Regions from separate parts of the Homo sapiens genome. Here regions 1 and 3 are each linked to region 2. Evidence: chromatin loops called from intact Hi-C (ENCODE). Cell type or tissue: endothelial cell of umbilical vein. All regions are shown on one strand. Region 1 holds the start of LOC124900855. Region 2 has its middle 180 kb from the start of GPRIN3. Region 3 overlaps LOC124900855.

Region 1 (2,500 bases), 61 kb after region 2:
CTATTTACAATAGCCAAGAGGTGGAAACAACCTAAGTGTCCATCAGCAGCTGAACAGATAAAATGTCATGTACATGCATAACTGAATACTATTCAGCCTTAAAAGAAAAGGAAATCTTGTCATTTGCAACAATATGGATGAACCAGAGGACATCATATTAGGTGAAATAAGCCAGACACGGAAAGACAAATAACTATATGATCTCACTTACATATGGAATCTAAAAAAGTTGAACTCATACAAGTAGAAAGTAGAATGATGGTTACCAGTGGCTGGAAAGGGTGGGGAGTTAGGGAAATGTTGCCAAAGGATCCAAAATTTCAATTAGGAAGAATAAGTTCAAGAGTCCTATTTTTACAACATGGTTAACTACAGTTAATGACAATGCATTGTATTCTTGAAAAGTCACCGAGAGAGTAGATTTAATTATTCTTATTACCAAAAAAGGTATATGATATAATGCGTATGTTAAGTAGCTTTATTAACCATTCCATAATGTAAATGTATTTCGAATCATGTTGTATATAATAAATATATACATTTTTGTCTTTTATTTTTTTGAGACAGGGTCTCACTCTGTCACCCAGGCTGGAGTGCAGTGGCACGATCTCGGCTCACTGCAACTTCTGCCTCCCAGGTTCAAGCGATTCTCCCACCTTAGCCTCCCAAGTAGCTGGGACTACAGGTGTGCGCCACCACACCCTGATAATTTTTGTATTTTTAGGAGAGATGGGATTTCACTGTGTTGGCCAGGGTGGTCTGAAGCTCCTGACTTCAAGTGATCCATCTGCCTTGGCCTCCCAAAGTGCTGAGATCACAGGCATGAGCCATAATTAATTTAAATATATAAATCAATAAAACTGCTATATTTAGGGTCATTTAGCTGTTTATGGGATAATCACATTTTAACTTGAAAGAATCTCACTTTGGACAACAGAGTTTTACTTTGTGTCCGAAAGCTTTCTTTTTCCTTTCTCTTTTTGTTTCCTGCTTAAACTGGCAAATTGCACTATGTTTATAATTTACCCTGATGCCCTTTGCCCTTCATGTGATTCATTTCCATCTGGCATTCTTTTCTAATTTCTTTCTTGAGAGTTATGAATTATTTTCTAGCTGTTTCTAATAACTGCCTTTAAATGGACATAAGCCACTGCCTAGATGTGTACCTGCTTCTAATAAACAAGTGAGTCAGGGCTCATTGTGCAAATGAACACAGCAGCATCTGGCCCATCACACAAACATTCCATTTCTCTCACAGGTTCATTATTTCTCTTTTGTCCATATTTAGTTAGTAAAGCCATATATTCAAAATGTAATTTTGACTTTTTGTCTATAGTAACAAAATATAAGAATAGAACTTTGTACAAACTATGCAGTCTACAGAAGGTAAAAATATATATTTTGATAAAAGTTTCAAAACCAAAATAAGTCCATACAAGGTCTGAAATCAGAGTGCATATTTCCAATAATAAAATAGATTTTTAAAAAATTTATGGAAGCTTGTGTTAACTCCAAAATGGATAATTGAGGGATTGAATCTTAAGAGTGCTTTTTAAAAGTACTTGAAAGGGTGGAAAAGGATTCCCTAGGAATATTATATAATTTTCAAATATAAAAATATAAAATTTAATTTCAACATAGAAATAGAACAGCATCTCAACAAAAAGAAAACAAATCTTTATCAAATTCAGTAGAGGTGTATTGAATACACATTTTGCTGAATGCTGAAAATGTTAAAGTCGACAGTTGGTCAACATGGATGTCATGTTATAGAAACAACATGTAAAAACAAAAATCTGAACTGTTATTAAATAAAGTTTAATTGTTCAACTTTTGTTATAATTTTAGAAATTGCATTTTAAAACTTGACATTATAGCACAGAAACATTTTTTTCAGCATTAACACCTGATAGCTTGCTCCTATGGTAATTATATTATACATTAGTGAGACTATAAATAGGCATTCATTTTCCACTGAGGCTAGAGGAGGAGCAACTTCTTTGGTCTAGCTCCTGCAGCCTAGGGTACAGATGATGTAGCAATATAACCATTATTCAACTTTCCCTACCTCTGTAATTCTAACTGACTCAGTTCCCCTCTTCTTGAGCTCCTGAGCGGGATGGTGATGATAAAATGATGCCAATGATGCAGCCTCACAAACTCTCTGTCTACCTGGAAAAAGATGTTTTCTAAACATTCTTTCGGAATATTTTCAGAAACAGTCTTGTAATTTTGGCTCTTGCTGATATTTTTATATCTACTATTTTCACAGGCATTTGCTGCTCCACTCAATCACTTGGGAAAAATTGTCCTTACTTTGGACTAGAACTTTTGCAATAGAACAATATGCTTGGCTTTTAGAATGACAATATTGTTCCGGAATTTTTAGCTGGCACTCAGATTTCTGTCTGCCTCTCATTGGCAAACATGACATTTCAGCAATTTCTCTAAAGAGGAATGACTGGGGGGTATGTACAGCAGGCATCATGTAAGAAAAACT
Region 2 (2,500 bases):
TAGAAATATATTAGTTCTTTTAGATAATCTTTAGGAAAATTCCCTAGAGTGAGATTACTGCATTGAAGGAGACTTTTATGTAATTTTTGGAACCCAGAATAAAAATGGTTTCTAAAATGATATCAATGTACATATACACATTACCATAAATTATTTTATTATACACATTTATTATACACATTAGCATAAATTATTACCTTATTTTACACTGTGTATATTTATTAGGTATGTTTTCCAAATTTTAATGAAAATTTTATTTACTTTTTCAATTTTTTGTTTACTAATTTTTCCTTATATGTGCTTGCATTTTATCCTTTCATGTTTTTTTCTGAAAATATTTTATTAGCCTTTTACCTTTTATTTTGGTTACGATATATTTCATTACAAAGAAACAATGGTTATATGTAGGAAAATCTGTTTTTTTTTTTCTTTATGGCATCTTTCCCCTCTTTTATCAAGATTTTTAATGAGACCAGTTTCCCGCAAGGTTTTCTGTTAATTAGTTTATATAATTCTTCCTGGCAGCCAAGCTGTGGGTAACTTCCGTATTTAGTTATTAATCTACTAGCATTGTAGGGAGGGCATATGATAAAAATTACCATTAATAATTCTCATTAACTTTGAAACATTTGCTACACTATACTGTTTAGTGTCTTAACAAATTTTGAGAGTAACTAAAAATAAGAATTTGTTAATAATTGAAAACAGTAAAATTCAACACAGTGCTACTCAGCTCTTGAATTTTAGACTATGTTTTTTCTCTGGAACTTAGTATTTACATACCAAGGGACCAATTCTTTTTAAACATTTTTCTCCCAAAATGACAAAATCAATCATTACTTTATAGAACATACAGCTTGTCTTAACCAAACAACTAATTTTCAATACTAGTTTCTAATTGGTTGTTTAAAATGTTAACATTTAGTTTCAAGTTAATTTGCTCTTTTTTCAAAAGACCAGCGGAAGCCACATGATTTATGAGTTTGTTTGTATAGATATTGTAGGAAAACAGTGGGTTCCTGTGACACGACCAGGAAAGATTAGGCTCGCAGACACTTTGAAGGGTGAGGGGGAACGAAATGTATTGGGCGAAAAGGAAAAAAAACTCAGCAAAGCGATAGGAGTTCCTGTTAACAGGCCTCCATCTCACAGACTGAATCCCAGGTCACCACCCCGGAACAGGAGAGCCTAGGCCAGGCTTCTCCTCCCTGCAAACAGTGGAACTTCCCGATGCCCCACCGCGGCCTCTCAGTGCACAGCTTCTCTTTCCGTCTTCAGAAAGAATAAGGGGTGGTGTGGGAGGGGGTGTGGTGGCGGGGTGGGGAGGGTGTTAGTGGGGGTGGGGGGGTTGCAGGGCGGTGGGGAAAGGGCGGGCTTCATCCGGGACTGGCAGTTCAGTTTTTCAGTCCTCAGGCTGTTTTAGGCTTGAAGGCAGGGTTTAACCTGGGGGGATGGGGGTCGGGGTGAGAGGTGACAGCATGCTGGCAGTCCTCACAGCCCTCGCTTGCTCTGGGCGCCTCCTCTGCCTGGGCACCCACTTTGGCGGCACTTAAGGAGCCCTTCAGCCCGCCGCTGCACTGTGGGAGCCCCTTTCTCGGCTGGCCAAGGCCGAAGCTGGCTCCCTCAGCTTGCAGGGAGGTGTGGAGGGAGAGGCGCGGGCGGGAACCGGGGCTGCGCGTGGTGCTTGCAGGCCAGTGCGAGTACCAGGTGGGCGTGGGCTCGGCAGGCCCCACACTTGGAGCGGCCTGCCGGCCCCGCCGGCCCCCGGCAGTGAGGGGCTTAGCACCTGGGCCAGCAGCTGCTGTGCTCAATTTCTCGCGGGGCCTTAGCTGCCTTCCCACGGGGCAGCGCTCGGGACCTGCAGCCCGCCATGCCTGAGCCTCCCCGCTCCTCCGTGGGCTCCTGCCTCCCCCACGAGCGCTGCCCCCGGCTCCACGGCACCCAGTCCCATCGATCACCCAAGGGCTGAGGAGTGCTGGCGTGCACTGCTCGGGACTGGCAGGCAGCTCTACCTGCAGCCTCCGTGCGGGATCCACCTGGTGAAGCCAGCTGGGTGCTCCTGAGTCTGGTGGGGACTTGGAGAACCTTTACGTCTAGCTAAGGGATTGTAAATACACCAATCGGCACTCTGTATCTAGCTCAAGGTTTGTAAACACACCAATCAGCACCCTGTTTCTAGCTCAGGGTTTGTGAATGCACCAATCCACACTCTGTATCTAGCTACTCTGGTGGGGCCTTGGAGAACCTTTATGTCTAGCTCAGGGATTGTAAATACACCAATCGGCACTCTGTATCTAGCTCAAGGTTTGTAAACACACCAATCAGCACCCTGTTTCTAGCTTAGGGTTTGTGAATGCACCAATGGACACTCTGTATCTAGCTACTCTGGTGGGGAGGTGGAGAACCTTTGTGTCTAGCTCAGGGATTGTAAACGCACCAATCAGTGCCCTGTCAAAACAGACCACTGGGTTCTACCAATCAGCAGGATGTGGGTGGGGCC
Region 3 (2,500 bases), 49 kb after region 2:
GAAGGAGCTTCAGTTTTTGTTTCTTTTAACACCTGCACCAACTCTTGGCTTACCTCTAGCTGTCTTGTTATGTATAAAATTAATTCCCTGATTAATTCACTGTAATAGATTATTCTCCCACATTTGCCAAACATATTTCTAGTCAATATGTGGACTATTTCCCCCTTTGTTTTTGAAAGAACATCCTGTTGAAACACTTCAATATTAGAGTGCTGGAGCGACATGGAGATACACTGTTTTGGATTCTCAGATGTACTGTTGTTTCAAATAAAAGTCAATTTTTTTTTTTGTAGATTTCTTACTGGAGGACAAATAATGGTCTAAAAGATATGAATACTTTAGCACACTTTATTGTGAAAATTCATGTATATTCCAATGATTGAAAACATTAAAAAATAACCACTGGTTTTATTATATTGGTTTGACTTGCAAATACACATTGCTTCTTTTTAAATTTCAACATGCCACACCCTCTTCCTCCAGGTTTCCTCTATTGCTCATGTCCTCATGTTCCTAGATTAAGAGAACAAATTGTTTTATTGTGATGGGCAGACACAAAGGGAGTACTTAGCATTTTAGAAAAATTCCATGTAAATTAAACAGGGAAGTATAGTTTGAACAGAACATACAGGCTATATTTTAGACACCTGGTTTAATTATGACAATTTTTTTTATTTTCTTAAGGTTCACCTTGAATCACTTTGGGCCTTACCTTTAGAAGTGGTGTTTATTTTCATGGTCAGATTATAGAAAATATCTGAAGGTGATTGTGCATTAATGGAAGTTCCTTCTGGTATGGCATCTAGGTTTTATCAGTGTAACTCAGTAAATACTAAAGCAGAGATATATTCAGCTCTTGAGTCACTTGATTTAGAATCTTCCATTCATGCACATGTAAATATATGAACATGTGTGCACGTATGCATACACACTGAGGACATACAATCTATCAGTTCTGTGTTTGCATGCAGACATTTGGAAGAGGTTAGGCACTGGAGAAAGAATAATGGTATTCCAATATATTTTATATTGTATTCATATAAAAGAACTTAAAGGGCTTCATAAGTCTGCATTAGTGAAAGATAGTGGAGGTTAAGTTTCTTCACAATTGTGTATAATTTTATGTTATCTCTGCTGAGTAATGTATTTATGTGAGCATACTTGAATATTGTTATGTCTGATGTTTTCCAGTGAAAGGAAATCCTTGCAATAAACCCGAGTCACAGGAAGAACTAGGGCTACATTCCATTTTCCATTCTGGTTTTTTGGCTTGGGTCTTCCCAAACATGGAAATAAACAGCTTATCTGAACTAAAACACTGACCTTTCTTGGAGCAAGTTTTGTGATTAAATATTAGTTTTATACAAGTTCCTTTCTGAAAAACATAGACATTTATATAGAACCAAGAGTAGATTGATAATGGTAAGGCACAAAAATGTTATGTGTTTTAAAGTTAGTACTTTGATTTTCCATGGATAAACCTTTACGAAGTTAAATATTTCAGGTCATCCTTAGCCGTAAGTGTAAAGTTGTAAAATGTTATTTCTAGCATCTTCCTACTTATCCTGTTTATTTTCTTTTTCTCTTCTGGGTTTTCACCTCCTCTTCTCTTTCTCCCCACTATCACCACCAAAATACCCTTGCCCTCCTCCCCTCTGGAGGCCACATGATATGTGTAATGACTGCAGAATGGCCTTGTAATTATGCCCTCTATCTGAGGTCCTTATCTTAGACTGATTTATTTAGATGAGTCACACGATTTCACTGATGCGCTTTCCTAACATGCAAGCTGGGGTAAATAACAGTGACTTTGCAAAGTTGTGAGTTTTCCCAAAGATTCTCATAAAATGCCTGCCACATGGTAACTCTGACTCAAGATTATTATTATCCAGGCAGTCTCACCCAAACTACATTCATACCTCAAAATTATTCTGTGCCTTCCCTAATCAGCAGTTCCATTTCCACTGTGACTTCACATCAGAAAACTAAGTGAGGAAAGGATTAGACGAACTAATTTAAATATGAATTACTTACAACAATGTGTAGCCAGATTAATGAATGATGTGAATTTGATGAGACACAGATATGAAGTTGTTTCTCTTTTTCTTTTAAAAGTCATTTCCTTCAACTGTTCTGTAGAATTTTCATTTCTATCCCTTAGTGACATTCTAAAGGAAATCCCATTCTTTCTCATCACTCTCAGCTATTTGACATCAACCTAGCTAGCTTATATCCAATTTAAATCTTTCTCTTCCTTCCATCAGCAACAAGATTTTGGCTCATAAGACTTGGAATTGAAAAGTATCAAGATCTGTTGCAGAAACTCTTCCCCATCCTCCCTTTCCTGAAGCTCTTTTTCTCCTGGTGGGTTAAGAACAGAGAAGTGAGAAGCAAAGAAAAGTTCAGTCAAATGACTCATTTAATTGGGGTTGTTCTTTTCCTGTCTTGACTTTGACAGTTTCCCTGGTGATGACCTCTGAGTGAAAACCAAATGCTGATT

The links. Hi-C counts contacts between places; a loop is a spot of excess contacts. Peaks named below come from ENCODE experiments on the same cell type or tissue, not always from the same donor. Only the 100,000 strongest peaks of a DNase experiment are listed, where the experiment ranks them.
Region 1: a loop joins it to region 2, with 7 times the contacts of the local background. A loop is called at or near these places in 2 of 110 quality-filtered maps.
Region 3: a loop joins it to region 2, with 5 times the contacts of the local background. A loop is called at or near these places in 2 of 110 quality-filtered maps.

What each region holds. Positions count from the first base shown.
Region 1 is chr4:89,548,992-89,551,491 of GRCh38, forward strand. It overlaps LOC124900855, which reads right to left and starts at 2,333. Exons shown (of 5, transcript XR_007058464.1): 1 at 2,069-2,333. It overlaps LOC105377329 (a long non-coding RNA gene), which reads left to right and starts at 2,399. Exons shown (of 4, transcript XR_007058469.1): 1 at 2,399-2,500. In endothelial cell of umbilical vein, no CTCF peak of the experiment used is centred here; a DNase peak (open chromatin) is centred at 1,080; H3K27ac peaks cover 1,183 bases.
Region 2 is chr4:89,488,411-89,490,910 of GRCh38, forward strand. No RefSeq gene overlaps it. Among named protein-coding and RNA genes, the nearest start is that of GPRIN3, 180 kb to the left of the region's middle. RefSeq lists an enhancer at 1,167-1,759. In endothelial cell of umbilical vein, no CTCF peak of the experiment used is centred here; a DNase peak (open chromatin) is centred at 1,041; H3K27ac peaks cover 1,608 bases.
Region 3 is chr4:89,537,874-89,540,373 of GRCh38, forward strand. LOC124900855 reads right to left here. Exons shown (of 5, transcript XR_007058464.1): 4 at 2,035-2,361; 5 at 335-513. Among named protein-coding and RNA genes, the nearest start is that of GPRIN3, 230 kb to the left of the region's middle. In endothelial cell of umbilical vein, no CTCF peak of the experiment used is centred here; DNase peaks (open chromatin) are centred at 488, 1,238, 1,788 and 2,388; H3K27ac peaks cover 2,500 bases.